Regions from separate parts of the Mus musculus genome. Here region 2 is linked to region 1. The links are chromatin loops, found by intact Hi-C in ENCODE. Cell type or tissue: left cerebral cortex. All regions are shown on one strand.

The links. Hi-C counts contacts between places; a loop is a spot of excess contacts. Peaks named below come from ENCODE experiments on the same cell type or tissue, not always from the same donor. Only the 100,000 strongest peaks of a DNase experiment are listed, where the experiment ranks them.
Region 2: a loop joins it to region 1, with 2.0 times the contacts of the local background. A loop is called at or near these places in 9 of 42 quality-filtered maps.

Annotation. Positions count from the first base shown.
Region 1 is chr1:194,221,678-194,224,177 of GRCm38, reverse strand. It overlaps 4930503O07Rik (RIKEN cDNA 4930503O07 gene), which reads left to right and starts at 1,419. Exons shown (of 3, transcript NR_040477.1): 1 at 1,419-1,749. In left cerebral cortex, a CTCF peak has its summit at 1,006 (motif pointing right); a DNase peak (open chromatin) is centred at 994.
Region 2 is chr1:193,574,673-193,577,172 of GRCm38, reverse strand. No RefSeq gene overlaps it. Among named protein-coding and RNA genes, the nearest start is that of Mir205hg, 66 kb to the right of the region's middle. In left cerebral cortex, a CTCF peak has its summit at 998 (motif pointing left); DNase peaks (open chromatin) are centred at 1,006 and 2,099; H3K27ac peaks cover 1,232 bases.

The DNA of each region.
Region 1 (2,500 bases):
CTTGGCCTCCACACATATGCATAGACATGTGGATCACACACCCTCCCCATGGACACACACAAACATGCTTAAATGTATGCTCACAAGAGTAGGTCAGAGGATTTCAGACACAGAGCTTTCAACCTCTGTGAGAAACTAGAGTCTCTAATGGTTGCTGAGTAAGTAAATAGTGGATCCCCCCCTCCCCTACTTTCAAACACTCTTTTCATTCAGCTGTCTGATGGCCCTATTGGCTAATTCATTTCCTTCCCCAAAGACTGCTGAATATTTAAAGCAGGAACTTTAGATGTGCCCAGTGACTTCACATCGCCGTTATATCTGGCTTAATTTCTTCTTACAAGTCCTGTTCTGATACCCTCTCCTCTCCTGTATTCCCAGGTGCCTCATCAACCCAGCTGCTGGACTCAGCCCCTCCTCTCCATAGTTGGCTCATGGCAATTCTTTCTGAGACCTTCACACAGACCCTTTGATTTGTCCATTGACAGAGAATTTTGGAGATAAATTTTCAGGTAGAATAAACTTGCTCATAACTCAAAGCTATTTATGTAAATTCAGCTCCAAACACTGGCCTGATTTTCCAGCAAAAACTCAGATGTAGGATGGACTAGATACGTCTCTTTTAAGTCTCTAAATGCCCACATATTTTCCTGAGGTCAGCAAATGGTTGACTTGAAGGGGAGATATTGTGATTTGTGCTCAAGAAACTTAAGTTATGAGTGATCATAGCTTCATCTTTAAAACGGAAATAATGATTACATCAACTTTCATGGGGCTGGTGTGAGAATTAAAATGTGGTACTATTTGTAACTGTTTTTTTACAACACTATAAGCATAAGACATATTGTTCGTGCTGGTTGGAGGCAGATGTCTTGACAGGAAATCTCTGGAGGTCGCTCTCAGTGTAAACATCCCATGATTCTCTGCCTCAGACAGGGAGATGAACTGCTGCAGCTGCTGCCCTTAGCAACGGGCCAGCTGAGCGGCAGGCTGCACTTCACAATGGCGGCCGCTAGATGGCACGTCCCTTGAAAAACTTCTGCTGCCACAGAACATCTGGATTCTTACAGAGGAAGCTTCTCAAAGGGCATGTAGTTAATGTGGAAGAAACCTGGAGTCCCATCTCCACGGCGACAGAAGCCCTATTCAAGGATCAGAAGTACTCTGAAATACACATAAAAACGAGGGACACCACCCTTTCTTGCTTATTGGTACATTGACATTTTCTTCGTTCCGCTGTAGGGCTCAGAGATGCACTGGTACCCCATGAGGCATCTGGAAAAAGGCAACTAACTTGTTTATCTGAATTCCTCAAAAGGAGAGCAGCGTGATGAAAAATGAATGCCACCAATTATTACACAACAATGTAAGTGTCTAATTCCTCAGCCAGTAACCTCTCTTTAGCACTCCAGCAGTGCTTCAGCCGGCCATGTAAGGAGCTACCCTCAGTCTACCCTCAGGGAGATTCCCATATCAACTATGGCATCTTGGGCAGTCACATCCTGTATGCTCATAGGATCTGCATCACAGAGGTACATGGAGTCATCAGATACACAGGATGAGAACTACCTGTGAGGGCTTTTGTTAGGACCTTCCAGTCAGTCCATTTATTTGTTCTATTTCACTTGATCTTCAGTTGCACTTCCTGCACTCTCAAGTGCAGGAACCCTAAGGTGGCATTTTTCGCAGAGAGAACAACTGTGATAAAAGTCCATCTGTGACCTAAGAGAAGCACCGAGAACAGCAAGGAGGGTATGCTGTGCCTAACATATGCATGTGTCTTATATCTAAGAGTCCTGTCATCCTAGAAAGCCTTTGGACCTGATCTGTTAGAATTTCTAGGTGGAAGCCAAGTCTGTTCAACCTATTTCCTTCTCTAACTTAAGGTTCCCTATTTGGTTTTAACTCAGTAAATATAACTGCCACTTTTCTAACATTGATTAGTGGGAGGAAATGATCTAGATAAACTCCTGGAAAACTTGTGTTTAGTATGTCATACTTTTAAGATTTAGCTATGTAAATGTGTATGCTGGATATAGATGTATATGCATATGTATATGACGTATATGTATATGTATATGATGTATATGCATATGATGTATATGTGTATGTGTATGTGTATATGTATATGATGTATATGTATATGCATATGTATATGATGTATATGTATGTTGTATATATGTATGTGATGTATATATATATATGCATATGTTTATGATGTATATGTATATGTGTAGACACATACATACATGTGCTCATGGAGACAGTCACTGCACGTCTGTGGCCAGAATTACAGGCAGTATGAGCTGCCAAATGTGGGTCCTGGGAAATTAACACAGACTCTTTGCAAAAGGAGCAAGAACTCTGAGTCATCTCTCCAGTCCTATCTAGTATTCTATTAAAAATAATGATAATAATGAACAATACCTCTTAATTAGCAAGAGGAAAGTGAAATAAGAATAGATTTTCCATTTTCTTTGTTAAGTTTTTCAGAAACTGAAAA
Region 2 (2,500 bases), 650 kb after region 1:
CTATTCACCCTCTGACAGGGTACTGACGATAGTCCCACTGAAGTCTGACCTAATGAACCAGTGTGTTCACTGAGGTAACTTTCAGGAGCACTTGGGCCAAAAGGCAGCTGTATCCCCCAAAGCCCACCTCAACAGATGTCCAACTTATAAAAGATACACCAATGGAGCCCCAAGTTCAACTTGGAGGTGGTTGCATTTATATAACTTTGAGATGGGACCCATGAATCTTGTTAAGTTTCAGGAGTTTTTTGAAACTTATGTGTTTCATTCATCTCCAGAACTTTAGGGAGGATATGTCAACTTTATATAAAATACAAGACCCCTTGTTCAAAGAACACTAAATGTTTTAAAACAGCAATAGCACAGAGCATTAAAATAAAGATGGAGAATCTTTTTTGTTGTTGCTGTTGTTCTGTTGTTGTTGTTGTTGTTGTTGTTGTTCTGTGACTCTGCTCTGCACTGACTGCATAGCTATGAAATTGATGTTATGCCACAAAATCCAAGGGAATGAAAACAACTGAGAAGCCAAGAGTCTTGAAGTAAGGAACCAGTCTGGAAATACAGACCTAATGGCAAACTCACATCATTTATAAGAACCTTACATCACACCATGAGCCTATTCCTTGTGCTAATACAGACAATAGAAACATGTTTGTGAATACACACACACACACACACACACACACAGCCTGGGGGAACTCAGAGATCAAGGCTGATAAAAATTACATAGCAAGGCTCTGGGGGCAATTGTAATCCTTTTTCTAATCTCAAGAAGATTCGAAATAGCATCCTGGTGACACGGCGAATGAGAGAACATCACCCCTATTGCAGCTGTCACTTGTATCTGCAATCGTGTGACTTACAGAGATTAGCCACGTCCCAGAATTACTGCTCCCATTTTGCATGGTTCTGTGCGTGCCCTTCTTAAGGGGAAATTGCTCAGTTTGAGCTTCGCCTCTTCTGGAAGCTTAGGAAGTTCCGTGCTGCCACCTAGTGTTTAGAATGCAGCTGCAGGCGCTAAGGGCTTGGTGGGCCACCCCTGCTCTGTGAGACTGGCACCATCCTTCCACATTTGCATAGCCCTGCGTGAAGCTTTCCCAGAACCCAGACCAGCTTGTGATGTCTGTGGGAAAGAAGGCTCGTTAGCATTTTCCTAAGAAGCACCACGTGGCAAACTCCTAGACTCTGGGCTCAGTGCCCTTTTGAAGGAAGGCAAAGCAGAATAAGCACGGAAGAAGAAAAAATCAATCAAAGGTTAGAGTCTGTTCCCTTTGGCCATCAGTGAGCCCCAAGTGTTAGTCCCCTAGGAACTTCCATATTCTTAATTTATTTTTGAAAAGTCACAGACAAGTCAGGGCCTTAGAACCAAGATTTCATTTTTAAATAACAAAATGAAACCTCCCAGTCAAGCAGGCTATCTAGAGCCTTGCTCTGAAAAGATTCTTGGTCTCCTACAGCCATTAGTCACAAGGATCTAACACTGATCCCTGTGCCCTTATCCCCTGGGTCCCTCCTGGAGATGAAAAGAGGAAGGTACAGCTAGTGAGTGTTAAGTGCACAGTAAACTCTAGTGCCCCTTGTACCACACACCTAGGCAGAGATACTACCAGAGAACCAAGTCCCTGCTTTTCCCACTGATATGCATGGGGTTGGGGACAGTAGTTCCATCCCTCCTACTAGAGAAAATCAGGATAGAGAAGTAGCTACATATGAGAAAAGAATAGCCAAGTCCATGCTGGGAGAAATCCCAGAGGGTGCTTAGACTGTCCCCTGCTCTCTGGCTTAAGAGGCAAATATGTTTGGTTGCCTTGCTAGTTGGAGACTAGTTCTTCTGTTCTGTACCTTGTAGTCAGGAAATCTGTTGATTTAGGATACAGAAGACACTACCCTGCCAACTGGACTTCCGTTATCCCCCATCTATGGTACTCCCCTTTAGCATTTGATTTTATTTTTTCTCTACTCTGGCCAGGACTCTATTTCTTCTATTGAGCATTTGCGACCATGTTTTACTCCAAGTCCCTGTGATTCCCTTTCAGACAGGGATTCTGGGATGGTGTGGCACAGACTTGGCAGTGCCTTTGTGAACAGCCCAGCTTCTCGCCAAGCTCTTTCTCCTTGCAAAGCTTTCACATTGGTTCCATGCTCCCGTCTGAACTTGCTGAGGCAGTTTACATTTTCTCAGTAGCACAGCATACCAAACAGAAAGGTTGTGGCTAAAGTCAGGGCGAGCGAGCGTGTAAGGCCATACTTGAGTAAGGACCCCACCTCTCTGCCACAGGTCAGCACTGGTATCTCCCAAAGCGATTATGGTTTAACTGGATTCCACAGGCTTGTGTGTCGAATGCTTAAATCCCAACTGCTGATGCTATCTGGGGAGGCTCTGGCAACTTTAGAAAGTAGGGATTCACTGGAGGAAGTAAGTCAATGGAGGTGTGCCTTCTAAACATTGTAGTTGGTCCCTTCCTCAGTCTGATTCCTGCTTGTGATGACATATCCAATC